2 separate regions of the Homo sapiens genome follow, and region 2 is linked to region 1. Evidence: chromatin loops called from intact Hi-C (ENCODE). Cell type or tissue: gastrocnemius medialis. All regions are shown on one strand. Each heading gives the region's core, and the rest is flanking DNA. Links, peaks and the distances in the headings are about the cores only.

What was found. A loop is a pair of places that touch in the nucleus more often than their neighbours do. Peaks named below come from ENCODE experiments on the same cell type or tissue, not always from the same donor. Only the 100,000 strongest peaks of a DNase experiment are listed, where the experiment ranks them.
Region 2: a loop joins it to region 1, with 10 times the contacts of the local background. A loop is called at or near these places in 3 of 110 quality-filtered maps.

Annotation. Positions count from the first base shown.
Region 1 is chr13:40,344,017-40,359,402 of GRCh38, forward strand. It overlaps LINC00598 (long intergenic non-protein coding RNA 598), which reads right to left. Exons shown (of 7, transcript NR_024507.3): 7 at 3,116-6,286. Among named protein-coding and RNA genes, the nearest start is that of LINC00598, 130 kb to the right of the region's middle. RefSeq lists an enhancer at 8,362-8,861. In gastrocnemius medialis, for the core only: no CTCF peak of the experiment used is centred there; DNase peaks (open chromatin) are centred at 8,174, 8,505 and 8,975; H3K4me3 peaks cover 690 bases; H3K27ac peaks cover 2,389 bases.
Region 2 is chr13:40,431,461-40,446,846 of GRCh38, forward strand. All of the region lies in intron 6 of LINC00598 (long intergenic non-protein coding RNA 598), which reads right to left. Among named protein-coding and RNA genes, the nearest start is that of LINC00598, 42 kb to the right of the region's middle. RefSeq lists enhancers at 14,091-14,390, 14,200-14,805. In gastrocnemius medialis, for the core only: no CTCF peak of the experiment used is centred there; DNase peaks (open chromatin) are centred at 8,622 and 10,001; H3K4me3 peaks cover 1,392 bases; H3K27ac peaks cover 2,500 bases.

The DNA.
Region 1 (15,386 bases), core at 7,391-9,890:
GAGAATCTGTCTGTTCGTTGCTTGTTTTGGATTCATTTTTGTTTGTTTGTTCTCCCAGTGATTCTGATGCACATCAGGTCAGGAGACTGCAGATCTAATGAACGTCAGCTCCTTAATCAACCCACACATGGATGGTGGTGTGTATTTGAAGATATTTGAGCAGGATGGCACTACTGATAACCAGTTCTCCTGAAATCACAAGTAAAGCCACCAATCAAAATACATGTCAAAAATAGTAACCTATAATAATGATGTTGAATATAAATCCCACTGGCTGGACCATTTGTTCTGGTCTGGGTGCCTGGTCAGTGGGGAGAAGCCCCAAGCACTGCCCTTTCTGACGCATAAGCAGCTGGTGAAGCTCTGCTGCTGTGGCTGAAACCTCAGACAGAGGCAGCAATAGAAGGGGAAATCACGAGGCAAGTGTAATTTAAAGCCTTCATATTTATGTAGACAACTCTTGTCTACATATAGTCCCAGCACTTTATCTCTCTTTTGGCTCTCATTCCCTCTCACCACCTTCTTTCCAAGTAGTTCCATGAGTTCTGGGAATGTCCAGAACTGCACATGCCCAGGACTGGAAACAATTTACCGAGTCATCTGTCAAGCCATAGTTCATGCTTTTCGATTGGTTTAGGTTACTAAGCAACCTCCTTGTCACTCAGGATAATGACCTGACTCTGACTTCCAGGAAAGACAACACAACGTGGGATCCTGGGTGCAGGAACACCATCAGGTGGGACTCTTGCCAACCTGGGTATGAACTCTGTGCGGTTGTACTGGGTCAACCATTTGGCCTCTCTATGCAAAATAGGGGTGAGAGGAATAGCTCTCCAGCTGTTATGACTTGAGATAATGCATATGAAGTACCTAGCACAGAGCCAATGCTCCCTAAACGGTTGCTTTTATTTACAACAGCATGAGAGCAGAAGAGCGACGGCCACAGGGAGTGCAGTGGGGGGCATGTTACATCTAGGACAGCCCAGTCATCGTCACAGTTAACAGAGAGGAGACAATTCCAGAGCCCTCCAGACTACTGCTCTCCCAGATGCCTCTGGAAAACTACATAAATAGCTGGCCTATGTTTGTGTTGTCCCAGTTGGCACCGGGAAGTTTGAGTTCAATGCATCATTTCTGCAAAGCCTCCAGTATCCAGAAAACTTAAGGCTGGCCATGGTAACTGGCCCCAGCATGGGCCCGTGTCAGTCCCAGGCTCAGCATCAGTGGCTCTTTGAGGCCATGGCCTTCACAGTTGCTTTCAGCGCTTGTTAGTTTATAAGCTCTGTCCATGACCTGGGGCCAAGGCAGCTGATGCTCTCCCAGCTCCAGGATGCCATTTAACACAGGGTTTTCACTTCTCCTTGAAAGACACTTGTGGGGAGAATGGAGAGGAAACATTCAGCCAATTGTGTGAAATTGCTCTTAAATATCTCTGCCAGGAAAAGCCAACAAGTCAAAAAGAGAGGTCCTGAGTGCTTAGCACTCTGTGCTTTTGAATTTAAAGTGAGAAGGGACTGGATGATTTCGAAGATTTAAGAATAAACCAGAAACCAGGGCAGGGACTCCTCCAGGACTTACTGGCACCCTTTGTGAACAAGGGCCCATGCCTTCACCGCAATTAATGTCTCAGAGTCCTCTTCTAGAAAGAGGTGGGATGGAGGATTCTCTTTGTAAACCTAGTAAGATTTAGAGCAGGCTACCTAGCTCAGAGAAATAGCACTGACTGCCAAAAGGCAGGGAGCACCCTCCTGTGAGGACTGGTGCAGACAATCGCCTGTAGCCCCGCTGGGAGTAGGTAGGCAGAATTCAAGGAAATACAGTCCTCAGCAGAGGCAAGCAGGGAGGAGAGCATGCCCAAGCCCAGGAGGAAGAACTAGGTGAGGCCCTCCACGCGCTGCCTGATGGCTCTTGATCAAAAAGCTCTTTCTATAAGGGGTGCCTGGTCTCTCTTCCTAAAAATCTGTGCTCAGCACTACAAGGAGTCAGATTCAGGACGTGGATGCCCATAGGCATTTTTATGCTTAATCCATAAAGTAGTTGGGGGAGGGGTTTGGGAAGAAGGAAAGCAGTGGCCGGAAGAGATCTGAACTGGTCAGGGCACACGAGCTGTTCAGACCTTTAACCCCGGCGGCTGGGCCTTGGGTTTGGCTTCCTTTGGCACTGTGTGGATGGTGTTTGAACAAAGGAGAAAGAGCACAGGCTTGAAACCAGGAAGCCTGCCTGGGGTTTTGGCTCTAGCTCCACGGAGCGATTTGCAGCCCGACTGTCAAAAAGCCTCAGACCTCTCTCTGCCTCTGTAAACTCTTGATTTATTTTGCACAGATATTACAAGAAGACTTATACCCTCCCAATGATCTAGTCTAAGGTGTGATCTGCACCACTTACATCAGAACCACTAAAAACAGATTCCTTAGCCCTACCCCAGGCCAGCTGAAACAAAAAATACCAGGGAAAGACTAAGAAATCTGTGTTTTAACAAACTCCCAGGTGATTCTTATGTACTGTCAAGATTTGAAAGTCACTGAGCAAGAGGATAGAGTCCAAACTCCTTAATACAATTCCATGGGCTTTACAATGTGCCTTTGGGTCCCATTTTCAGCTTCTCAGTCTACACCACGAACTGACATGTAAGTCCCCAAACCACAGGGCAGGCACTGGGATAATATTACATGCCTCTCAGGCATCTCAGAGCATCTCCACAAGCAAGTACTATTATCATGCCCATTGTACAGATGAGGACACTGAGGCTCAAAGAAGTCCAGTAACTTGGCCAAGATCACACAGGAAGTATGTTGCAGGGTCAGATTTGAATTCCTGTCTATGGGATTGATTGAAGAGTTTTGGCTCTTAACCAACTCTGTTACACCACATTCTGAGGTCCATTAAACATGCCTGGGTGTTCGTGCCTGTGTTCCCTGGTCAGCTGTCCCCTCAGCCTCACATGCCTCATAATACCCTGATCCTTTGCAAACATGGACTTCCAATGTCTTACTGGACCCAAAACCTCTCATGGATCCCACTAAAGAGCGTTAGCTATTTCCTCCTTATGCTCAGACTGTTTTTATTTATGTCCTGTTTCAACATTATTAAGACTTTACTGTGATTTTTTTGTTTATTTTCCGATGTCTTTTACTAGGCTTTAAAAATCCCTAAGACATGAAGGATGTATAGGGCCATGACACCACTCCTGATGATACTACAATGGTGGACGCATGTCATTATACATTTGTCAAAACCCACAGAATGCACAATGCCAAGAACGAGCCCTAGAGTAAGCTGTGGACTTTGAGTGATAATGATGTGTCAAGTTAGGTGCGTCGAATATGTCAAATGTACTGCTCTGGTGTGGGATGTTGATAGTAGGGGAGGCTGTGGTTATGTGGACCAAAGACTTAAAAAATAAAATCTATTTTTTAAAAAGCCTGGGCAGGCCAGGCACGGTGGCTTAAGCCTGTAATCCCAGCACTTTGGGAAGCTGAGGCAGGCGATCATTTGAGGTCAGGAGTTCGAGACCAGCCTGACCAACATGGTGAAACCCCCTCTCTACTAAAAATATAAAAAAATCAGCTGGGCATGGTGTTGCATGCCTGTAGTCCCAGCTACTCAGGAGGCTGAGGCAGTAGAATTGCTTGAACCAACGAGGTGGAGGTTGCAGTGAGCTGAGATCGTGCCATTGCACTCCAGCCTGGGTGACAGAGCAAGACTCTGTCTCAAAAAAAAAAAAAAAAAAAAAAAGCCTGGGCAACATAGCGAGAACCCCATCTCTACAAAAAATTTAAAAAATTATCCAGGCTTAGTGGCACAAACCTGTAGTCCCAGCTACTCCAGAGGCTGAGGTGGGAGGATTGCATGAGCCCAGGAGTTTGAGGTTACAGGTAGCTGTGATTGTGCCACTGCAGTCCAGTCTGGGTGACAGAGCAAGACGCAGTCTATAAAAAAAGAAGAAAAGCACCTAAGACTATGTTATCCACCTCTATGACTATACAAACCTATGCTTGACACATAGAAAAGGCTAAACAAATGCACATCAATGTCAGACAGCTGCTTTCCCAAAGAACTGAGGGAAACAGATCTGAGCAGGGCCTCAGCCATGATGAGCGGCAAGGAGGAGTCTAGGAGAAAGGGTTAAGTAATAGAAATTTTGGAGGAAGCCTCTACAGAGATAAGGAGAGTAGGTGCTGTGTCACCAGTTCTGAGGATAAAGTGAAGACTGGTGACTGTTTGCTGCATGGCTGGAGCTGCCAGGGAACAGGAGCAGGCCAGAGCAAAGAACAGAAGAGGCAGAGTAAAGAAAAATAGAAGAAAGGGCAGTGAAACAGAGGCAAACTGCAATGTCCAAAGGTGCCGTGGGTGCAAGTGTTTCTGAGTCTCAACTGTCGTGGAAGGCAAACAGGGCCATTAGCAGGGAAAAGAGGACCCAGCAGTGAGTTCCTGAGGCAGGAAGGCAGATGCCAGGAACATCAAAGGGCCATTCATCACCCAAATGCAATGCAAAGGGAAAAACCAGCAAGTGGGATTACGCCGCAGGAACCCGGACTGTAATATCACAGGGAACGACTCCAAGAGATGTTTTAACAGCAATTCAGATGCAGGCATTAAAGACTGTGACATAAGATTTAGAAGAGGGGCAATTAATAATTTATTTTGGAGGGAATATGTAGAAGAGGAAAAAAAAAAAAACACCCAGCACCCACTGGTATTACCTGTGTGGTAATACTATTGCGTAGACCAAGGATAAAAACACGTATGTTTACAAATGAAATGGTTGCTGAAGACACCTTGCCCTCTCACATGCTGGCTAAATGAGAGGTTGGGAAGAGCACGTCATCATTCTGCCCATGTGCGTCCACATCTTAGATCAGAGTTGACATCAGGCACACTTGGGTTGGAAATCCAGCTCTTTCACCTTCTAGCTCTGTGACCTTGGGTGAATTTCTTAATCTCCCTGAGGCTGTTTCTTCATTAAAGGTAAAAAGGGCATAGTAACAGTTATCTTACAGGGCTGTTGTTAGGATTAAATGAGATAAAGTATGTAAAGTGCTTTAGAACAGCACCTGGCATAAAGGTTCTGTCAAGGATGATGATGGTGGTGGTGGTCGTTATTCTAAATCTATGTAGACATCCTTTTCCCATTCCCCCAAGTAGATTTTATCTCCCAAAGGAGCCTTGGAAATTTGTCAGATTAGTTCTGTTGAAGATACTTTAGGATCTCTGTCTTATTCTGAGCTTTCTCCATGCAAGACAGTGTGCCAAGCCTAACTGAAATGCCTAAATAGGGTTCCTGCCCTACTGAAGCTTCCATTCTAGTGCCAGAAAAGGGGTGACAGGCCTTTCCATGGCCCAAGGCCATCAAGTTGCAGAAGTGGCCCATAAACTCCACAACCAACAGGCCCAGGGATCAGAGGAGGGTGAGATCTATCACCACTGGCGTCATGGAAGAAGGACAATTCACTAGACAGAATGAGTGGACACCAGAAATGCCAAGCCCACACAGACCTTCTATAAATCAGATTTTAAGGACAACTGCAGATGGACGAGTTGTATTTAAATAATCCTGGTCTGGGGCAATTGGTCCAGAGGACATGCTTGACCAAGGTGATCTGCCATTGTCTGGCCAGAGGAGAAGAGACAGACTGAGCCAGCTTGATGTAATGTGAAGGGATATGAATTGGAGTATGTGGCAAGACCAGCCAGAAGCTTGGAGGCAGACTCTGAAAAGAAGTCAGGATGCCATGTTGGGGCCACAGCACACTTTAGTTATGAGGAAGCCAAAGCTGGAAATGAGGCTAGGAGAGAAGTAAAGACATGATGAGAGAGAAATTAGGCAGCCCTTAAGGTGAGAGGGAACAACTGAGAAAGAATGATAGGAAGACAGTCAGAAAGAAGGAGAGACTGACCCATGGACAGAGTGACTCCTGGACAGACTGGCCAACAGAGACAGACCGAAGGAGAGAGAACAAACCTGGCGGACTGGGCTCCCTTCTTGAAGCCAGGCTGTGATGGGTACCTGGCTGCTAAGCTGGGGAGTGGGTCTTCAAGAAAGTGGGGCATAGGCTGGTGTGAGGAGAGGGGTCAAAGCGGTCAGATCTTACCTTTCAAATTTCTCTACATTTTCTTTCACATAATTATGAAAGCAACATACACTCCAGCACATCGTCTTTGTTTTCCTTGCTCCATGCTGTTCTCCAGCCTCCAGGTCACCTGAGTCCTCAGAAAAGCACTGTCACACACACACTTCACACTCTGAGAAGACAAGGACATGTTCCAGAGGAGCTCCGATGGTATTCTGGTAAGAAAGATGAGACAGGGACACAAATCACCTACATGGTTCGAGTATGTTCCAGGGCCTGTTGTATAGCAGAGGCAGAATAGTGCTGATGTCACAACTCCAGTGTGAGATGAGCTTTGGGGACAGTGGGTAAGAAGAGCTGGCTTCTGCCCCTGCCTTGGCCACAAAACTAGCTCTATGATCTTGAGCAATTGGCTTAACCTATCTGGACATCTGTTTATACATTTGCAAAATGAGGAGGTTGAACTGGATGTCTTCCAAATTTGCTTGCCGTGCTCACATTCTAGATGCCGTGATTCTAGGAACCCATGGTTATTTATATATCAGACTTTTTCGCAATGCCCAAACAGTGTTAACAGTGTTGCCAGCCATGTCAATAATATTTTATGTATGGTATTACGATGAAGTGAATAGGTTATTTATCCTCTCTCAGTACAACTTGTGCTTCCATACAATTCTGACGTGCACGGTAAATCTCTCCTCCTTTGAACTCCCAAAGCATTTCAATCTAGACACCTCTTAGAGGACTCATCGCATTCTGCTCTATAGCATGGTTATTCAGAAAAATGCCTTATTGTTCATGACTGAATGTTAAGCTCCCTGAATGCTTCCTGGAAACCCAGTTGCACAGAGAAGGAGGAATGAGGCTTCCGGGGATGCACTCACCTGGATAACCCCAAGAGTCCAAAATAATACCTTGCGTGGAATTGACGCTCAATACTTGCTCTGAACAAACTCGTAGTTGCGGAGAATGTAAAACGTAAAAGGAATTTGCCAGATGAGTCTAACAAATCTCCCATCCTTCACTTCTCTCCCAGTGCACCAGGATGGCCAACCTGAAAACTTTGCCTAAAATTAATAAGCATAAAAGGTGGCCTGCAGTCTCGCTGCTGCTAAAGGGCTTGGGGAGACAATGCCCAATGCAGAGAGAGGAGCAGTTGCTGAGAATGTCAAGAAGCAAAGAAACAGCAGGACACGCATAATCCTAGTCATGGAATGTATTTATGAGATGGCTCTCAATATACAAAAAGGGAATGCTATATGGACCTGGAGGAACCAGCCAATATCAGATTGGCTGGCAGGCAGTTTCTCACCTGAGAAAATGAGAATTAAAAAAAAAAAAAAAATAGAGTAACTATCAAGGACCCTCTCAAGGCAAAGTCCCCTTAAGCCATATTTTCTAATCATCCTGCAAGAAACTTCAGATTGGGGCCCAGTGGTTTTATTCGAACAAGATTTCATCAGTCCTCTAAATGTACAGGCAACTCTAGAGCCCTCTATTTCCTGGGCTTGCCCCCCATCTCCCCCTGCAGATGCTCTGGGATCCCGTTAATAATCTACTTCCAAACGGCTCCTCCGTGTCCTAACCCCTGGCCACCTCTACCCTACCTCCAGGCCTCATTCCCCTGCCTGCCTGGCTGAAGGACACAGGCCTCTTTTGTCATCAGCAATCCCTACACTTGCTGGGGTCAAGGACCCTGCCTCCTTCCTACTCCATTGGGGCCCACATCCTGCTTCTCTCCTTCCACCTCAGCAACCCTCCACTGTGCTGTCTCACATTCCAGACACCTTCTCCCCTCCCTTATTGCTTTCTTCCATCACTAACACTGACTCTAGAAGCATGCTCAGTCAGGGACCCAGGAGCGAGTGATTTGGGGTGTCCTGCAGTACACCACCCAAGCACCTGCTAGTCTGGATTTCTGTGAGCTGAAGTTTTGTTTGTGTAAACTTGCAAGCTGTTTTTTATTTTCCTCCTATGTTGATTCACATTAAAACAGTTACTGAGTTCAAACTTTGGGATGGGGGCGAAGGGAGTTTACTCAGCTGAGACTGGAGATGGCCAATGGGATGGCCAAAGGGCCTCAAACCTGCTGTTCCTGGACAAATGTGCATCCTCCCCAGCCTGCCTGCCGCGGGCACAGGGTGCTGGGCTGCAGCTAGCTTCTTCCCCAAGGACTGGTGGCCAGCCACAGATCTCAGGGCTGCTTGTTTCTGATTGAAAAACTCACAGTACAAACTCTCTCGGACTAGTAGGAAAATGAGAGGCTGTTAAGTACGGAGACCTCTGTGAATTGTGCCAAGAACTCTCTGTCACACGGCCCTAGTGTGCTGAAACAGGCTGGAAAGGCCAGTCTTACAAAAGAGTTAAATGAAGGCCACATCACCAGCCCGCTGCTGCTGCAAATCTGACAGGAACAGGACGTTCTAGAATGGCTCCACCCTGGAGCCTCAATCCATCAATCCCAGCAGAGAATACCCAGTGCCAGGCTCTAACAGCTGCCCGCAGACCCCCTCTCTCACCTCTCTGCCAGGCTCCTGCTTTGTCACCAGGCTCCTAATTAGCTATGGAAACAGCACACACTTTGCATTGCGTCACTTGCATCTCTCCGTGTCCCACACATCAGCATGCGTGGCACAGAGAGCCCGTGAGTTCAGAAAGACGCAGCCTAGTGCCCTAGTTGGCTATTGTTTATCATCCGTCTTGATAACTGGCATATACTCAGGTGGCCACACAGGTTGTGTCTAAAACATCTGGCCAGTTGTTGATCTCCCCAGATGTGTGGCAGTTGGCAGTGCTGGTCCTTGTCTCCCTTTAGCCTCCTACAAAAAGTAGTCCAGCCCCTCCCCTGGCATTCCTTCCTCATGCAGTGTGGAAATCAGTTTCTGGCAGCCTGCCCACAGCTGCCCCAGCCTGGTCCCTCTTCACAGCCCACCTGCCCCTCCACCAGTCATCCCCACGTGTGCAACCACATCCACTTCTGTCCTGGCACTTTCCATCAGTGGATTTATCTCTGTCAAGTGTTCCTGCCAAGCTTTTTTCCAAGGACTGCCTTAAGTACAGCAACAAGTATACACCACCCAGAGTCTCCCTGACAGATACTGGATGAGTCTTCCGACCAGGTAGTTTGTATTTTAGCAAGAGGAACCCAAATTTCAAATTCTCGTCCTAGCTGGTATTTCCCTTCCTGAAATACAAGGGCTCCCCAAGTACTTCTCCGTGACTGATCCATTTTTCTCTCTTACAGATGTCTACAACTTTCCTACTCCCACCCCCGCAAATTCCTCCAACACAGCTCCATCGATAAAAGTCATATTTGCCTTCTAAATCACAACCCAGAATTTTCAGAAAATTTCCATGACTTCATTGCAGGCTGCTCTTTGCAATGTCTTTTTTCCTTTGTGATTCTCTCCCACTGCTGCTGGTGCCCACCTGGTTCCTACCCTCACCTTCCCTGCAGAAGCTGATGGTGGAAGTGAAGATGATGATGGTGATGATGATGGTGACGAGAGCTAACATTTACTGGGCATCAATATTGCACTGGGTGCTGTTCTAAGCACTTTACATATAAGATTCACCAAGTCTTCCCTCTGCATGTTATTTTAGTTTTTCTAAACTCTTACCTGAGAAAACTACCAGAGTGCGCAGAGGAGGGAAGAAGCCATAATAGCCAATCAGATCAATATCAATATCTCTGATGTCCTGATTTGGCATGTTTTATGGTCTTTATCCCTCTATCTATAACTCCCACATATTCAGGCCTATGTCTTCTTGGTCCTGAACATATAACCTTGCTTTTAAACTAAGAAGTAATATTTCATTTTTAAAATTGCATGTTTTTATAAACGAAACATTGAATTTCCAATGGTAAATCAAGAGAACACAGATTTGGGATAAGAATGATACATATTTTTAAGTCCTGCCTCTGCCAATTACTAGCTTTGTGATTCTGGGTGTATTTCTTAATGCTTCTGAGACTTGGTTTCATTATGTATAGAATGAAAACAATACAGACCTTGCAGATTTTTGAAAATTGCAAGAAGCGATGTTTGCAAAGTACCTACCTTATTGCTCTGCACCTAATAGACGCTACAGAAATACCTCATCCTTTTCTAAAAAGATGTCTATTGTGTCAGTGTAGCAGGTGGGTATGAAAGGCACAGATTTCTCTTCAATACTTTTCTCAGTGCAACGTCTTTCCCAGAAACCGGGGGAAAACTCTTCATGTGACATACAACACAGAAGTCACCTTGTCCATAGCATACCAGAGCTAACAATTGTTATGCATTCTGCTCTGTGCAAATTGCAAGCCTAAAATCTTCCTTTTGTCCTCTACTTCCCTGGAGTCTCTCAGTGAGTTTACTCTGAGATCTGTATTAGGCTGTTCTCACATTGCTATACAGAACTACCTGAGACCGGGTAATTTATAAAAAAAAAAAAAAAAGAGGCTTAATTGGCTCACGGTTCTGCAGGCTGTACAGCAAGCATGATGCTGACATCTGCTCAGCTTCTGATGAGGCCACAGGAAACTTACAAATATGGTGGAAGGCAAAGGGGAAGCGCACACTTCCCACAGCCAAAGTAGAAGCAAGGGTGGGCAGGGGAGGTGCTACCCACTTTTAAACAACCAGAACTCACTATCATGAGAACAGCACCATAGGGATAGTGCCAAACCATTTATGAGAAAACCACCCCCATGATCCAATCACCTCCCACTAGGCCCCACCTTTAACATAAGGGATTACAAGTCAACATGAGATTTGGTGGGTACACAGATCCAAACCGTATCAGGATCCTCAATAGGATTTTGTCTTCTGACTTGTTCACCAGGCTCCACGTCTTGTTGACCTGAGAACACTTCAGGGTGGTGGGCACTTGAGAAAACAAGATTTGCAGCAGTGACCCCCAAAATATTGTCAACAGATGGACCATCAGCATCAACAACATTTGGGAGCTTGTCAGAATGCAAGTTCTCAGGCCCTACTCCAGATCCACTAAATCATGGGAGTCTGGAGATAGGGCCCAGAAATCAGTGTTTTCACAAACCCTCCAGGCAATGCTAATGAAGGCTCAGGTTTGAGAACCTACAAACAGAATAAGTGGTGGCAGTTCCAGCAGTATGACTGCAGATCAAAGGATCCAACCTCTGGAGGCACACTGTCAGCTGCCTCCACAGGTAAGGCCACTCACCATGGAAGGGAGACACCATGTCTCCTCACAGAGGCGTCCTTCCCCCCACACAGCCTCCGTAGCATTTCCCCTGCTGCTGTGGCTTAGAAGAGACAGCACACCTGAGACAGATATCTGCAAGCCCAACCCAGGTGCCCTGTTACTGCTCAAACACAAGGTTTGGAATCTGTTCTCCTAAACACCACTCTTTACTCATCCTGAGACTGGGGAAGCACCTCCAACTTGCACCTGGTTTATTCTCACTCAGCAGGGAGTGGAACAGATAAACCAAAGGTGTTATCAGTCACCGCCCAGTCACCCACACTCTCTCAGGTGAAGCTGTGTCTTCCACAGTCCCAGGAGCCAGGCTAACCAGTTACAATTCTCCCAAGTCAGCAGGAAGCAAGGAACAGGAAAGGTCAGCGCTCAGAGCTCCGACTGTAATTAATAACCCAAAGGACGTATCCCAAACACCCTTCTTCCTCCATAGAAAATGCTCCTTTTCAAGCGCTATGGTTTGAATACTTTTGTCCCCTCCAAAAGTCACGTTGAAACTTAATCCCCTCCAAAATTCAGCTGTTGCCAATGTGACAGTATGAAGAAGGGTGCCTTTAAGAGGTGATCAGGCCATGAGGCCTGCTCCCTCGTTAATGGAATTAAGGCCCTTTTGAAAGGAGTTTCATAAAGTTCAGCTAGATGCGCTCTTGCCCTTCTGCCTCCTGCCACGTGAGAATGCAGTAAGAAGGCCCACGCCACATGCCAGTGACTTAATCTTGGAGTTCCCAGCCTCCAGAACTGTGAAAAATACATTTCCATTCTTTATAAGTTAGTCTGTGGTATTCTGTTATAGCAACACAAGTGGACTAAGGCATCAAGATTGTGGAAGAGGCCAGGCACAGCAGGTGTGGTGGCCCACAGCTGCAACCCCAACACTTTGGGAGGCCAAGGCAGGGGATTACTGGAGGACAGGAGCTCAAGACCAGCCTGGGCAACATAGCAAGACCCTATCTAAAAACATATATGTTAAACATTTAGACGGGAGGAGCCAAGATAGCCGAATAGGAACAGCTCCAGTCTACAGCTCCCAGCGTGAGCGACGCAGAACACGGGTGATTTCTGCATTTCCATCTGAGGTACTGGGTTCATCTCACTAGGGAGTGCCAGACAGTGGGCGCAGGTCAGTGGGTGCACGCACCGTGCACGACCCGAAGCAGGGCGAGGCATTGCCTCACTTGGGAAGCGCAAGGGGTCAGGGAGTTCCCTTTCTGAGTCAAAGAAAGGGGTGATGGACGGCACCTGGAAAATCCGGTCACTCTCACCCCAATACTGCGCTTTTCCGACGGGCTTGGAAAGCGGCGCACCGCGAGATTGTATCCCGCACCTGGCTCGGAGGGTCCTGCGCCCACGGAGTCTCGCTGGTTGCTAGCACAGCAGTCTGAGATCGAGCTGCGGGGCGGCAGTGAGGCTGGGGGAGGGGCGCCCACCATTGCCCAGGCTTGCTTAGGTAAACAAAGCAGCCAGGAAGCTCGAACTGGGTGGAGCCCACCACAGCTCAAGGAGGCCTGCCTGCCTCTGTAGGCTCCACCTCTGGGGGCAGAGCACAGACAAACAAAAAGTCAGCAGTAACCTCTGCAGACTTAAATGTCCCTGTCTGACAGCTTTGAAGAGAGCAGTGGGTCTCCCAGCACGCAGCTGGAGATCTGAGAACGGGCAGACTGCCTCCTCAAGTGGGTCCCTGACCCCTGACCCCCGAGCAGCCTAACTGGGAGGCACCCCCCAGCAGGGGCACACTGACACCTCACACAGCAGGGTACTCCAACAGACCTGCAGCTGAGGGTCCTCTCTGTTAGAAGGAAAACTAACAAACAGAAAGGACATCCACACCAAAAACCCATCTGTACATCACCATCATCAAAGACCAAAAGTAGATAAAACCACAAAGATGGGGAAAAAACAGAACAGAAAAACTGGAAACTCTAAAAAGCAGAGCGCCTCTCCTCCTCCAAAGGAACGCAGTTCCTCACCAGCAACGGAACAAAGCTGGACGGAGAATGACTTTGACGAGCTGAGAGAAGAAGGCTTCAGACGATCAAATTACTCTGAGCTACGGGAGGACATTCAAACCAAAGGCAAAGAAGTTGAAAACTTTGAAAAAAATTTAGAAGAATGTATAACTAGAATAACCAATACAGAGAAGTGCTTAAAGGAGCTGATGGAGCTGAAAACCAAGGCTCGAGAACTACGTGAAGAATGCAGAAGCCTCAGGAGCCGATGCGATCAACTGGAAGAAAGGGTAACAGCGATGGAAGATGAAATGAATGAAATGAAGCGAGAAGGGAAGTTTAGAGAAAAAAGAATAAAAAGAAATGAGCAAAGCCTCCAAGAAATATGGGACTATGTGAAAAGACCAAATCTACGTCTGATTGGTGTACCTGAAAGTGATGCAGAGAATGGAACCAAGTTGGAAGACACTCTGCAGGATATTATCCAGGAGAACTTCCCCAATCTAGCAAGGCAGGCCAACGTTCAGATTCAGGAAACACAGAGAACGCCACAAAGATACTCCTCGAGAAGAGCAACTCCAAGACACATAATTGTCAGATTCACCAAAGTTGAAATGAAGGAAAAAATGTTAAGGGCAGCCAGAGAGAAAGGTCGGGTTACCCTCAAAGGGAAGCCCATCAGACTAACAGTGGATCTCTCGGCAGAAACCCTACAAGCCAGAAGAGAGTGGGGGCCAATATTCAACATTCTTAAAGAAAAGAATTTTCAACGCAGAATTTCATATGCAGCCAAACTAAGCTTCATAAGTGAAGGAGAAATAAAATACTTTACAGACAAGCAAATGCTGAGAGATTTTGTCACCACCAGGCCTGCCTTACAAGAGCTCCTGAAGGAAGCACTAAACATGGAAAGGAACAACCGGTACCAGCCGCTGCAAAATCATGCCAAAATGTAAAGACCATCGAGACTAGGAAGAAACTGCATCAACTAACGAGCAAAATCACCAGCTAACATCATAATGACAGGATCAAATTCACACATAACAATATTAACTTTAAATGTAAATGGACTAAATGCTCCAATTAAAAGACACAGACTGGCAAATTGGATAAAGAGTCAAGACCCATCAGTGTGCTGTATTCAGGAAACCCATCTCACGTGCAGACACACACATAGGCTCAAAATAAAAGGATGGAGGAAGATCTACCAAGCCAATGGAAAACAAAAAAAGGCAGGGGTTGCAATCCTAGTCTCTGATAAAACAGACTTTAAACCAACAAAGATCAAAAGAGACAAAGAAGGCCATTACTTAATGGTAAAGGGATCAATTCAACAAGAAGAGCTAACTATCCTAAATATATATGCACCCAATACAGGAGCACCAAGATTCATAAAGCAAGTCCTGAGTGACCTACAAAGAGACTTAGACTCCCACACATTCATAATGGGAGACTTTAACACCCCACTGTCAACATTAGACAGATCAACGAGACAGAAAGTCAACAAGGATACCCAGGAATTGAACTCAGCTCTGCACCAAGCAGACCTAATAGACATCTACAGAACTCTCCACCCCAAATCAACAGAATATACATTTTTTTCAGCACCACACCACACCTATTCCAAAATTGACCACATACTTGGAAGTAAAGCTCTCCTCAGCAAATGTAAAAGAACAGAAATTATAGCAAACTATCTCTCAGACCACAGTGCAATCAAACTAGAACTCAGGATTAAGAATCTCACTCAAAACCACTCAACTACGTGGAAACTGAACAACCTGCTCCTGAATGACTACTGGGTACATAACGAAATGAAGGCAGAAATAAAGATGTTCTTTGAAACCAACGGGAACAAAGACACAACATACCAGAATCTCTGGGATGCATTCAAAGCAGTGTGTAGAGGGAAATTTATAGCACTAAATGCCCACAAGAGAAAGCAGGAAAGATCCAAAATTGACACCCTAACATCACAATTAAAAGAACTAGAAAAGCAAGAGAAAACACATTCAAAAGCTAGCAGAAGGCAAGAAATAACTAAAATCAGAGCAGAACTGAAGGAAATAGAGAAACAAAAAACCCTTCAAAAAATTAATGAATCCAGGAGCTGGTTTTTTGAAAGGATCAACAAAATTGATAGACC
Region 2 (15,386 bases), core at 7,540-10,039, 88 kb after region 1:
GATGGACTATACCAAATAATACAAAAACACATTCACATTATCCCAATAGATAGATTTTGTGAAATAAAAGTGTATTCATTTTTCTTTAACATCATTAAAATATTAATTTAAATTTCAATTCTTCTCTACTCATTGTTAAAAGCTGACACAAGTATACTGGATGAACTCTATTTCAGCTCTATTCTTACAAAGTAAGAGGCACGTGAAAACCAAAGTAAAAAGGACTCTGTTTTCCACTTGTGCCTGTTTCAGAAAAGTCAGCATTTAAAACAGTTGTCTGGAAAATCCAGTCCTGAAACCAGGAAGGTATCTCTCTCTGAGTCTAGTTTAGTATCAAGACAGGCCCTACGAGCAGAAAATAAGTTAAAAATTCAAAAAAAAAAAAAAACAAATCAATTTGCCATCTTTTTACTGGTAGATATTTTTTATGACATTCAGCAATTTAAACTAGTCTCTGTAAGTCAACATCTACTCAAGTTACGGTCTAAAATCTTAAGTGTCTGTGCTCAGAGCTAGTTGAATTCTTCTCAACAGAGAAAGTGAATTCCCCACTCCTCAGTTCTCCCTTCCCAAAATGGGCCACTTAATTGAGTCCTTTGGAGACATCACAGTGCAAGAAACTCCCCAAAGAAAAAAATGCCCAAGGACTTGAAAAGAGAAAGAATTTCACACTTGCTAGCCCAGCATAACCACCCACCCTTGAATGTCAGTAAATGAAGAAGCCAAAAATGGCTCTTTAACAGACATCCCCAGGGAGGGTAAGGTTGTGTCTGCAGCCAGAAATGTTGCTTCCTTTGGTCTAAGTCAGTAATATTCAGATCACAGCTCTCCAGCTGCAAGCAGATCTGTTCAGATGCAAACTGTGGCTGGTGAAGCCCCCACTCCCTTTCTCTTCTGAAATATGTTTCACCTCTTTTTCCAGGGTAGGACCAAGTGATGCTTTCATTCAATGGTAATTATAAATATGACTCTTGGCACATTTAACTGTAAGAGTCATTGCTATGAGACCAGATTTAGCTACTCTAATATAAGAATGACTTTCACTCTCATCTTATCCGGGCCTCTTAGCAAACCAGAACCTAAGCTAGTTATTGGACCACTGGCCATGATGGGATGAGGGAATGAAATGTCTTACTCCCTTCCTATCCTGTTCATACCAGCTTCCCCACAGAATGAGATTTTTTTAAGAAGGGAATAATCTCACACGAGCTACTATAAACCAGGTAGCTCAGGACTTTCTGGTCATCTGCACTGACACTGTCCCAGCTGAGATTCAGAATAGTTAAGTAACGTGTCAGAGGTCACTCAGCAATAAATACCAAAGCCATGGCTCCAACCCGATTCTGTTGTGCTCCAAAGTGCATGACCTTTCCACCATGTTGTGCTGCCTGACGGTTTTCTTAAGATTCTCAGGGACTATGGCAGTTAAGGTAGCATGAACTACTATAACAAAAAGCCCAAAACTATATAACAGCTCAAACAGGATAGAAGTTTGTTTCTTGTACACATGAAGTCTGAAATGAATATTCCTAATAGGAAGCCTCTTAAGTAGTGATTTGGGACCCAGGCTCCTTTTTCCACCCTGTGGCTCTGCCGTGTCAAATCAGGGCTTTCATGGTGGTCGTACCCATCTTCATCAAGAAGGTGGGAGGGGAAGGGCATGGTGGGCCATTTGCAGATTGTTCCTTCATGGAAACCACACACATCATTTCTGCCCACATCCCTTTGTCTGGAAGTCAATCTCATGGGCTCTACCTTTTGAGAAACGTACTTCATCCATGTGCCTGAGAAAAAGAGGAACATGGTTTGGTGAAAAGCAAATCAATCGTTGTCACAGGAGCTAAAGAATTCAGTATTTGACAAAAATTAGCCGGGCATGGTGGCACACGCCTGCAGTCCCAGCTACTTGGGAGACTGAGGCAGGAGAATCAGTTGAACCTGGGAGGTGGAGGTTGCAGTGAGCCGAGATTGTGCCATTGCACTCCAGCCTGGGTGACAGACTGAGACTGCATCTCAAAAAAAAAAAAAAAAAAAGAATTCAGTGTTTGATTGAATTTGACTAAAGAACACACATCTCAACAAAAGCTGTGGCATAAATTATTTGTGTTTTAAATGAAAATATATGGAGTTGTGTATATTAACTAAAATTAAGATTTGAAAACATTCTTAAGCCAGGCCCTATGATCAGTAAGTGTTTTAAATATTCAAAAGAAGATACAAATTAATATTCAAAAGGAGATACAGTCTTTCTATTAGTGCAGGAGGCCCCAACCCTCAGGCCACAGATGGGTACTGGTCTGTGGTTTGTTAGGAACCAGGCCGCACAGCAGGAAGTGAGCGGCAGATGAGCGAGCATTACCGCCTGAGCTCTGCCTCCTGTCAGATCAGCAGCAGTATTAGATTCTCATAGAAGTATGAACCCTATTGTGAACTGTGCATGTGAGGGAGCTAGCTTCCATGCTCCTTATGAGAATCTAATGCCTGATGATCTGAGGTGAAACAGTTTCATCCTGAAACCATCCCCCTCACCCTCCCCTCGGTTCATGGAAAAAATTGTCTTCCATGAAACCAGTCCCTGGTGCCAAAATGGTTGGGGACCACTGTATTAGTGGATATGTTTTGACATGTAGCAATATAGTCAACCTCTAAAAGTCAACAACTACTAAAGATGGAGTCCTTACAACAACTACTAAAGGCTAGGCATGGTGGCTCATGCCTGTAATCCCAGCACTTTGGGAGGCCAAGGTGGGTGGATCACAAAGTCAGGAGTTCGAGACCAGCCTGGCCAACATGGTGAAACCCCATCTCTACTAAAAATACAAAAATTAGCCGGGCGCAATGGCAGGTGCCTGTAATCCCAGCTACTCAGGAGGCTAAGGCAAGAGAATTGCTTGAACCTTGGGAAAGGAGGTTGTGGTGAGCTGAGATCATGCCACTGCACTCCAGCCTGGGCAACAGAGTGAGACTCTGTCTCAAAAACAAACAAACAAAAAAAACCAACTACTAAAGCTATGAAAGGGTCAGGCTCCCCTCAGCATTGTACCATCAATAAGAAGCTGAGGCTGACCCTGAAAATCACCTTGCAGCTTAGATAGACCTTGTTGTTTCAACAGAAGAGATGTGCATCCCTGAACCCACAAAACCAAAAGCTTGCTCTGTGGACAAGGTAAACTCTGGTTCTTTAATGTTACTGGCAGCAAAGTACACAACTAACCAAGTAACCCTTGGCCATCCTTAGAGCATAAATAGCTGAGATGTTATCTACATCTGCCCACACCCATTTCGCCAATGATGACTTCTCCCTTGATACCCTCTTCAGCAGCAAGAGAGGGAAAAAGTTCAAATGATGACAGTGGCAATGGCCTAAGCACGTTTCTCCAGGCATGAGCTGGGCAGTGACCAAGAAAGAGCAAACTGCATCCCCTCCATCCCTGAGCCACTGTGACCTGTTCACCAGCTCTGTTCAAACTATCCAGGTACATACAGCAGTATTTGGAAACTGAAGCTCTGAGCACTCTGAAAAATTAACTGCACTAGCTGTTTGCATTCTCAAATACACTTTGAGCAGATAAAAGTGAGTTGCCTGAAGCAGGAAAACATTGACTTTCTTTTTCTGGTTTGCTAGATATGGTTCAAGAAAATGTCTCTTCTCCTCTGTTAGCAGTCCTTCCTCTCCTCACCCTTAGTTTAGCTTTCTTCTTGACCTGCAGGAAATCAGAAGGAGGTGAACCAGAACTTAGCATAGAGCCTGCATATGTTAAGTGCTTGTTTCGATTCCACACATGTGTATTCAGCACCATATATACAGGGCAATGTATGCAGTATTGGGACCACAACGTGGTCCTACTGTCAAGGAGACCCTGCTGTTTCTGAGAAAGCCAAGATGTGTATTCTTTTCCTGCATATTGCAGAAAGTCAGAAACTGTTTGCTGCATCAATGAATAAACGACCAGGCCCTGTAGTGGAATTGTACCATAAGGAGAGGCCCCCAGCCTTTTCTAAAAGTAAAGAGCAGATTAATTTTGCTTGGTTGTTGACCTATTTCCTTTAGTATAATAGGTAGATTGACTATAGTAGGGCGATGGATAGATTCCCTTAAAGAGTGAAGTTTTCATTTAGCACCCCCATCCAGTCAAAATTGCTCTTGAATGAATTCCTGATTTTCTTGAAAGAAAGAAAAATCCTACACAGAAGCAAGTTAGAATAGAATTCAGGATAAATAAGAAGACCCCCAAGGTCAGCATTTCCCAAAGAGTGTTCCAGGGAACATGGGTACCAAGGTGTTCTATGAAAGAAAAATTCAGTTGCCTAGTTAGTTTGGGAAGCAATGCATATTCTATTTCCCTTTTAGAAAGTCACAAAGCAAATTGATATATTCAAAATTCTGGAAAGACCCACAGTAAAGAATCCTTATAACTGTGTAACCTAGTTTTCTCCAAATATACTGGAACACAGAAAACTTTTTTGTACATAATACTTACCAACATTTCTTTAACGTGTATACCATGAAGTCAACTTTGGCAAAAAGTCTCCTCAATCCATAAGGCCTGTGCCCACCTGGCATACAGGTGTGAAAGAGGTAGCTGGGGCTGAGAGAACTCCACAGAGCCTTTATGAAAGGCGGTGAGGGACTGCAGAGACCCCGTGAAGACAAGAGAGCAGAAACCAAAGATGAGCTTGGAGTGAGACTCGCTGGACGCACACAGCGGCACAAAAGGGACAGCCTGATGACCTCTGACAGCTGGCACCTATAGGTTAATCCTGTTTCAGATTTTGGCTTCTCAGGGTTTCACCTCCCTCAGTTTGCCAATGTTATTCATATCATTGACATGTTTTTCAGAAGATTTGCCATCCCAAGAAGGAAGTCACAGAAATTTAAAATACAAATAAATTGTGAAGAACCCAGCCCATAGTGTGCGAACGGAAAGTGAAGCCGCGCTGTGATGGGTGGATGGAACTTTAAGCCAGCTGTTGTTCTATCTTGCCCATAGCTCTGGAACAGGCAGCAAGTAATTTAACTCCATGGACCTCATTTATCACACTGGGAAAGGTGGGGGAAGCACATGAGCTCCAATGAGGCCAGGAGCCGAGCTGAGCACCGCACAGAAATTCTCCTAGTTACTCCTTACAACTCATTGGTTGTGTGTCAGCTCACAAAAACATGAAGACTCTGCGGCTCAGAACGCCACAGCTCCACCCCTACCCCAAGGCCACCCAAAAATTAAGAGCAGAAATGTAAGCCTATGTCTGTCCAACTCTGAAACTCCTAACCCCTAAGGCTGGAGTGCCACAGCACCATCTTGGTTCACTGCAACCTCCACCTCCTGCGTTCAAGCGATTGTCCTGCCTCAACCTCCCAAGTAGCTGGGAGTACAGGAATGCACCACCACACCCGGCTAATTTTTGTATTTTTTGTAGAGACAGGATTTCACCATGTTGGCCAGGCTGGTCTTGAACTCCTGGCCTCAGGTGATCCACCCTTCTCGGCCTCCTAAAGTGCTGGGATTACAGGCGTGAGCCACTGCGCCTGTCCTGTCTCTTTTATCTCTGATAGTCTCACCTTAAAATTATGAGAGGTTTTGAGAATTTTCACTGAAAAGGGTAGGTGAGAACAATATTGCAAGAATTTCCCCATTAGAAAATCTGATACAATGCTGATCAAAAGCACAAAAAAAATAGGAAAAACTGTTGCATATTCACTAATATTTGGCTTTCTTTAGTTCATTTCTGTAAAGTGTAAATACAACGTAAAAAAAATACAGTTTTTAAAATTCCTACTCTACTTCAAGCCTGTGAAAACTATTAGATGGTTTTTAGGTTACTGTTAACAGTCAATAAAAATATTATTGTCAAATAAAAATTCATTTCATATCTCATCATACATTTCAATACCTTTTGTAATAGTGCTAAATCATTATACAATGCATGAAATTCATTTCTCTTCTAATACATTCTACTATAAAATTAAACAGGAGGCTGGGCAAGGTGGCTCATGCCTGTAATCTCAGAGCTTTGGGAGGCTGAGGTGGGAGGATTGTTTGAGGAGAAGAGTTCAAGACCAACCTGGGCATCATAGTAAGACCACCATCTCTACAAAAATTTTAAAATTAGCTAGATGTGGTGGCATTCATCTGTAATCCTAGCTACTTAGGAGGCTAAGGTGGGAGGATTGCTGGAGCCCAGGAGTTTGAGGTTACAGTGAGCTATGAATGTGCCACTGCACTCCAGCCTGGGCAACAGAGCAAGACCCTTCTCTTAAAAAAAAAAATGTTAAACTGGGAAAAATAGTGGCAAATCAGACCTGGAGAACTCACGATGCATGAAAAGTTGCTCAGTCCAGAACAAAGGGCAAACACATATGGTAGCTGGTCTGGTTGTATTGCTTAGTTTATTGATCAGCATCATTTTGGACAGTCACTGGGTCCCTCTGAAACCTAAAGATATCCAGTGAGTCCCCTTGACCAAGAAGCCATTCCCTCTACAGAGCAAGAGAGTTTCTTAGACAGAGACACCCATTTTAAGTATGAAGGCTTTTACCCTGAACCGTATTTTATTCAAGATGCTTGCTAATTTACTTGGAGACTTTTCCCAGGGTTTATTGCCTAAACCTTCATGTGTGTGTGTGGTGTGTGTGTGTACTAATGTGTACGGGTGTATATGGATGTGACAGCTCTTTACAATTTTGGGGTTCCTCCCCCATTGCACAAATTCATTCTGGAAATGACTTTGGCTACTTCATTTTCATACCCTGAAATGTAAGTACACTAAGACTTCTGACTTGAATACCCTTAACCCATTTGAAACATCATCCACCACCCTCCGAGCCTTCTGTCCTATTTCCTGTTCTTTTTTTTTTAAGTATAGAAGGTTTTTAAAGGGACATCAAACATCTCTGTTCGGTGGATGGCATTATTATCAGCTCTTCATCCCTGCCTCATAAAGAACAGAGGTCACATTTTGTTGTGCCTGCTCACGGCCCTGTTTGTCTTTGGCAAGTGGTGTCTTGTGAACTGCTTTTGCTAGTTTGACCTTAATTCTTCCACGTCTTTGTCACCGCAGTGTATGCTGCTTGGGAGTCTGCCCCAGTTTCCTTTTCTTTTTGCTGAATTCACATTTTTATTTCATCTTTCTCCTACATGAACTTGTTTTCTTCCTCCTCTCTCAGCTTTCATTGAGCCCAAAGAAAGTATCTTATTGTGTTCTTCTATTTTATTCTCCTTTGAAAAAAAAAAAAAAAAACCCTCCAGGAATTCAGAACCCCTTTGCTGCTTATGCCCCCATGCTCTGGAGATTTTCTTGGAATTTAGATAAACTTATTAAAGTCCATTTTGTTAACATCCGTTTGCTGAAACCAACAGTTAAATCTGTCAGCACTGACGTCAATAATCTTCCAAAAGAAAGAGGTGAATATCACAGTTCCTCATGTCTAGAAAGTGATCACCTAAGACCTGGAACAGTTATAATTTTTTAAATCTGACTGCCCTTAAATTCATATTTCAATTATTCTTTTGTCATTCTATTAAGCATTGATTTGAACTAGAATTATCTATCTAGTTCACAGGCTAAATTCTCTTTAGCCCTTTGGCAACGGCTCCCTGACCTCTGCTATTACTGACTTATACTCTAGAGAAAGCACCCCTGCTTCTGTTCAGCATCTACTGGTCTCAGAATAGTGGGCCCGAAAAGCAGGCACATATTTTCCAAGACAGCTCAGAAAACCACTTTCACTTTCAGGAAACAAGCTTGATCATTATACTCCACGGAGCCGAGAGCCACATACAATTAACTACTTAACAAATACCTCTGATTAGGATTTTAAAGATTCCTGAGCAGAAGGAAAGAGTGGAGCAAATAAAAGAGATTGGCAGAAGAGATAGTCCCATGATCAGGATGACAGAAATACACAGAGATAGAATCTTAGGCCCATTCCCGTAAAAAACGTAACGGCTAACATTTCTAAGAGAGATACTTTGTGCCGCAGACAGCCCTAAGCCATGTATGTGGATCAGCTGCTCTCAATGGCCCCATGAGCAAGGTAAGATTATCATTCCTTCTTTACAAAGGAGGAAGCTGAGACACAGTAAGGTTCATAACTAGCCTCACGTTCAGCTAGAAGGTGGCTTTTAAACTGCAGAGCCGTAGTGCTTGCTGCTGCAGCTCCTGAGGACACCTGTTCCATGAGGCCTGGAGCTCTCTCATAAGGAATCTTACCTGCATGTTTTCCCCCCACCGGCCCCTCCTCCAAGGCCTTTCCTGCTCCCACGCCTTCTCTGTGTTCCTGACAAGCTTCAGCCCTGGATCTTAGACTTCCAGGCAGTCTACCACTTCTGGCACCACCTCTCCTTGCCTATCATGGGCCCCCTTTACTCTATGTTATTATTGGAGAAAAGCCACCATGCAAGATCCAGGGCCCTTTCCAGCTCTGAGGTCTTTCTTGGAAATCCAGCTCTCCAAGACACCTTGCTAAGGGTCAAAGCCATCCCTAGGGTGTACAGAATTAGGCAAGAAGCCACACACCAGTGGCTCAGTAACTAGAGGGACATGTTTACAGCAGCCAGCAGGGGCTAAATCCTCAGATTCAGATACAGCCAGTTCCACAAATTCAACTGCACCAAAACTGGACCATGAGGCACTGCTCAGTAGCACAAAATTGAAACCAATGCAATCAGCTCTTGGCTGCCAGACCCCTGGAACTGACCAATTGGCTGTGTAGGCTCAGCCCTGTCATCTGCTCCACCTCCAAATAACTGACCCTGACCTTTACTGACTGGAGTATCTTGGATACTTCCCACAGGGCTATGGCAGCATTTTTTTTTCTTAATTTTTTTTTTTTTTAGCAAGATGTGGTCTCACCATGTTGCCCAGGCTGGTCTTGAACTCCTGGTCTCAAGTGATCGTCCTGCCTCAGCCTCCCAAAGTGCTGGGATTACAGGTGTGAGCCACTGTGCCTGGCCCAGTCACTCACGTTTTAAAGTTACTAAATAATGAAGTTTAAAGAGGCTCAGAGACTAGCCCTGGGTCACTCGGGGACAAGTAACTTGTTGACATGGGATTGAGACCCAGGGTCACCAGCCCCAAGAATCATGCTGGCAACATTTACTCGGGTGTTTTGGAGCATCTTTCTAACACATTCTGGTAATATGGGACAACACTATAGATGGAAATCTCTTGTTCTAATGGTTCCTTTTAATTGAAGTGTTTCAATTTTCTGTGGATAAAGGAGGCAATTGGCCATCCCAGGCTGTTTTCTGCTCCCATTTCCCCTCTTTGCCCCCATAGGCAATGTCAACTCCTCAAACAGCCTCCCAGGTCAGAAGGGCATCAGACCCCATCAAACTCCAAGGGAAGGAGAAGGCTGTAGGAAAGAAAAGGAAAGTAGGTGAAGAAAACATGCTCATTTTATTGTGCGAAAGGGGAATTGCCAACGTAACATTCTGCTTTTCTGAGTGAGCATTTTGATCATCTTAGATGGACTGGAGCAAGCCAGGTTTCATTGATAAAAATCGCAACAGCCTCCTCCTGAGGGATATGGAATATCTCAAGCTATTTGTGAGATTCTATCACTATCAGATTTCTCTGTGCCCAGTGGGAATGAAAGTCTAAAACGCATTCCTGTCTCTGTCTCTCAAATAAACATTTTCCAAACATCCAAGAAACAGAGCATGTTAAGATCTTAAACTAGAGAATCCCATGAATGCTGTCTGCCCAAGACCGAGGAACAAGATCTATGTAAAAAGGGGGAAAGGGATTACTCCCCAAACAGGAGATTTTAGACACTATTAGAGGTCTTGAGGCATACCTAAACATATGAGCCAAACGGCGTCATAGGAAAAAAGGCTTCTGCTAGAAAGTACTTGCAGGCCATAACAAATTAGGTGATTCCCGTGAAAGAGATTAACCTTTGGTATCAAGTTGATTGAAGTCTCAGATGGCACTAGCCGCTGGCCATTCATCCCATCTCGTACTCAGAGGGTGCCAGCACTGACAGGCTCTGGAGGTCAGACCAGGGCAGGACACAGGTGGAAGCCTGCCAAGGCTTACCAAAGGGCTGGCAAGCAACTCGATATGGGAACTGGAGCTTTCCTTTTGAGTTTCCTGAGCCCTGGGCCTGTAAGTATCCTTTGCAGATAAAGGGTCCTAACCATTAAATGCATACCAACATGTTTTCACCATCACAGATAATGGCTTCACCATCTAAATGCTTTTAAAAATTAGCATGATGTTGTGGCTCCTTGTCCTTACTAAGGAGTTTATACCAGGAAAAAAGTGTGGTAATAACTGTGTACATACAGATGTCCTTTGACATAATGGGCCAATTCCATCAGTTTAATATTATACAGTAGTTCCCAAATCGCACTGAATAAAGGTGAGAGAGGCTGGCTATGAAGAATCACATCAATACGATCTTTGAGGCAGATTTGGCCCTGTTATCTATGTGCAAACATGAACACAGAGTCTTCTAAATTTTGCTTTTGTTTGATTGCCTTCCTATAAAGAAAAAAATTATCCAACATGATTAACCTTTGTTTGTAAAAATATATAAATAAATAAATTTTCCCTCGCTTTTGCTAAATAGTTAGAAGAGTAAGTTTGCAAATTAACACTTTAGCAAGACTCTGAATCAATCTCAAAGAAGGCTCTACTTAAGGATGGTTCTAATACATCTCAAGTCCAATGTGTGGTTGATTCCCTGCCATATGCTCTGAGTTTTATCAGGCTCAATGAGAAATACCAGTGCTTGCTACACAGAGATTTCTAATGCACCCTCACTTCTGGCAATAGTCTGGAATTTACTTCAGTTGATTTAAAGAATTTGTGAACAAGAATTTTATCTGAATTGTCATCACCTTGGAGCAACTGGTCAGGCTGAAAAGGTGTCCTGAATGGGGCTAGACACGTCAGCGAGACCTGCCAGGTGTCTCGTCACTCAGCACGGCCACTTCCTAATAGTAACAGGATCAGCCCTGGGGACTTGCTGATGGGCAGCATGGCAGGATGACCCCAGCCATCTCCACATGCACTCTGATAAGGACTGGCAGGTTAAATAAGGGCATATGCTGCATGCTGCTCCATCAGCACCTCCACTTGGCTCCTTCTCAGCCCAGGAGTTAGAATTTGTTGATGTAACCCACACCATGGGAAGAATGAAAACTCAAGCAGCAAAGCCCGTGTTAAGATGCCTTTTGTCGGGAAAAAAAAAAAAAAGGCAGTTTATGCCTCCAGCTGCTGCATTCAGGGACCAGTTAACAATGGGAGACAGCAGAGAGAGCTGGGTAAAGATGGGAACAACACAGAGGAAAGGGTTTGTGAGCAACTGGGAAACATCTTCTTGTCATCTTCAGCCCAGTGACATCTTTCCCTGCAGCAGAAAATGAGAAGGGTTAAACACCCCCTCTCGTTAATGCTGTAACAGGCATCCACAGGCATCACATGGACATTTTATAGAGTGCATTTACATGGCATGGGATCTCCTGACTCCCACTTTGACACCAACTAGTGCAATGGTAAATGGGAAAAAAATGATAAGCGCTACAAAAAACGATGAAGATGAGTCAGGGCAGGAAAACGCTGCCTGAATTCCGAATAACTACAGGCACAGGTCAGGAATGTGTAGTATACCAGCTCCAATACAGTGAGCTTAACTGTGATTAGGCACAAGGGTCCATGGATCAGGGGAGACTCAGAGGAGTAAAGGTGCATCTGATAAGCCAAAAAGGGACACCTTCTCTACCACCCCACCTATCGTGTGTGTGTGTGTGTGTGTGTGTGTGCAGGTACACACTCATTCTCCACTGTGTCCAAGACAGCTTTCAGGATCACCAATAAACACCCTAGTGAGGAGTCCTGGGCTGGACATGAGACCCACACTCTAGATAGATCAGCATTTACTTTATGTTCTCCTTTGATGCATGCACATATGCCTTAGTAAACTATTAAGTCATTCCATGGTATTTCTCTATATATTCTCAGACAGTTCCTTTCTTACATTTCTAGAACCTTGTGCTTTAAAATGTTAGAATGTGCTATAGATCTTAGAATGTCTTAGAGATCTTGGAAGGCCTATATATCTTGTTAAAAGATACTTGAATTGGGTGGCCACTTTCCTGATTCCCTGAGGACAAACCCAGTTCACAGCACCCATCACAGAATTAACTGACGTGAACACAGCCCCTCATATTTTCCACTTCTACTGAGAACCATGAAGTTGAACCCAAGTGGGTGCCTGGTGTATCATTTAGGGCCAGTTTCATGAAAGTAAAAAACATATGCCAAGAAAGGGGCTGTGCTGTTCCTGGTTGAAGGAGTAGGATAAGCAAGGGACCTAGTGCTGCAGTCAGGGTAGGCCTTTTGTCTCTTTGTCGGCCTCTGGTTATCTGGTGACTTCCAATGATGTGCTTGCAGGGGAAGGGTGAGCAGGGACTGTTTATGGAAGGTGGCACAGCCCAGGGAGTCTCACACATTTGCATAGATGTACCCCAAGCAGAGGGAACTGTCCACAGTAAATGCTGTGTGAATGCTGTCACTTGGAAAGGAGGGACTTCAAACCAAGTAGCTGCCGTAGGACCATGTTCACGTTCAAAGATGGTTTTAGAACCAGCTGAAAATTTTGCTTTTGGCACCCTCAGTGAGAGCACGTTTAAATAATCTCTCATTAGTTGAAGCCTGAAACCATCAGGAAAAAAGCAGATTTTTGATAAAAATCCAATAATTAAACCTTGACACAGGCTCAGAAATTCCCAGGCCCAAGCCCTCTGTGTTTTATAACATTATTTCACGATGTGAAAGATACCATCTGAATAAATGCCTTCTGCTTCTACACTTTAACTTTTTGTCACTGATAAGTTCATTCAAAAAGCACAACAACTCTCTAAAGGTTGACTCTAATAATAAATGGATCTCTTTTCTCTTATCTCTTCTCCCCGTGTAATTGTGTGCTTCATTCTCGAGCTGTCTTCAACATGAATAACTCTACTTACTTCAGCAAAGGTCCCCAAACATCACTCCAGGAGGCTGGAGAAAGGTCATAAGTACCCTTCATTCCCAGACACTAATTTTTCTTTTCTTTCATATTAAAGAAAAAAAAAATCCCAGCTCGGGATTGTTCAGCCTCCAGATAAGAAGAAAAAAAGTGACTATTCATTACACATATCTAAATTTGGACTATAAATTTAATAATTGTAATGTTGTTTTTATTTTTAAGCTTTTTCTTGTCTGGGTCTAAATCCTAGGAGTGAGTTTGATATTTCAAATCCCTCAATTTCTAAAATCTCTACTGTCTTATTCCAAATCAAGTGTTCAAGTTAATTATATCCCCTAGCTCCCATTAAACAGGAGAAATTCTTCAGAGAGAGTGTTATTTGAATAAAACTTCTTGGAATTGTTTAGTTGGAAGTATTGTCCTGGGCCCCGTGAGAAGAGGCACATGCATGTTAGGAAATGTGGCTGTCCAGAGCTTATGTAATTATTCAGTAATCTGTATACCACATTACCAAAATGCCATATCTGCCTCAAAGGCTAACATGTGAAAGTTTAATCAGCACAGAAAATGGACTTTAAAAATTTCAACATAGATTCTGAGCAAGGTGAAGGGGACTGTGAAGACAGTGAATTCTAGATTCCTTCAACACTCCCATATGGGAAATCGAGTGGGATGGAGAAGACCTCATTTCAAAAGGAACGTTGTACATTTACTCACTGTTAAATATAAGGGCAGTTACTTCTATTCAAACTCAACAAAAGTTAAGTGTTTCTTGCCTTTAATCAATGAAATATATAAAAATAGAGATTTAGAGTTGCAGAACTTCAAGTGACAGAGACCACGGGGCATTGAGTTCAGAAGCCACTTCTGGGCCAGACGTCCCATCCCAGTGTCCCTGGGTGTGACCCCTGCTCTTCTGTGTAAATCCCTCCGGGAAAGATGACCTGACTCCACACTTGGACCCAGCCTGGCCCAGTGTGGGCATCACCTCTGGCCAGGAGAAGACTTAAGTGGTATAAACGGGGTGAGGGGCTCATCATAGAAGCTGTGGGGCAGGCCATGTGCAGTGGCTCACACCTGTAATCCCAGATTACAGGCTCATGAGGGCTGGTTACGTTTTCACTGATCCTGTTTAGACTTTGAGGAGAAAGGCATGCTTCACCAAGCACTACCTTGTGAGCAGCTGGGGGGAAGCCCTGACAAGTCTCACTTCCTTCCAGCAACAACTCTCCCACATTGTTCTCGCCATTGTCTACGCTTCCCCGTTGTTAGTCATTCTGTGAGTCAAGAGCTGGCCTCGGCCAGCTGCAGGCACGCTTGGCTGCCCCGCTGCATGAGGGGCCAATGTCACTCCCTCCCGGGCTCTACGAGGCCAGGTCTGCAGCCAGCAAGCCACAAGGGACCTCCCGAGCCACCTGTTATTGTGACCATGCGTGGCCCAGTTTGTTTTGATTAGAGCGTTCCAAAGAGGAAATAAAGCCTATATTTATATTTTTATTTTAAAAAGGCAGGGCCACTTGGGAGGCCAAGGCTGGTGGATCACCTGAGGTCAGGAGTTTGAGACCAGCCTGGCCATCATGGTGAAACCCCGTCTCTACTAAAAATAAAATAAAAAATTAGCCGGGCATGGTGGTGGGTGCCTGTAATCCCAGCTACTGGGGAGGCTTAAGCAGGAGAATCACTTGAACCCAGAAACTGAGGTTGCAGTGAGCCAAGATCACGCCACTGCACTCCAGCCTGGGTGACAGAACAAAACTCCGTCTCAGAAAAAAAAAAAAAGAGAAAGAAAGAAAGAAAGAAAGAAAGAAAGAAAGAAAGAAAGAAAGAAAGAAAGAAAGAAAGAAAGAAAGAAAAAAGGTAGGGCCACTTGCCCAGTGCCCTCTTGAATATTTGGAATTCACAGACCTCTTCCTCAAACCCATGGAGATTTGCATGAAGAGCACTTTGCCCATAGTAATGTGATCTCCCAGTTAAGGGAGGCAAAATATTGAGTTGGTTGGCAGCTTTTCCCAAGTTCCTCCATCAGCTGGGAGGGAATGATCTAAGAGGAACAGTGGGTAATTCAAATACCTTAGGGTATTCTACATAATGGAAGAGAAGAGAAAAACCAAACAAACTTTTGTGAGCACATGTAACACAGACATTCCAGGGCATTCATGAGTGGTGACGTTATGGGTTGAAGTGTGTCCCCGCCAAAAACATATGCTGGATGGAGTACTATCTCCCAGTACCTCAGAATGTGATCTTATTTGGAGATAAGATCTTTACAGAGGAAATCATTAGGGTAGGACCTAGTCCAATATGACCAGTGTCCTTATAAAAAAGGGAAATTTGGAAACACAGGGAGAACATCCTGTGAAGATGAGGGCAGAGATCTACAAGCCAAGAAATGCCAAAAATTGCAGCA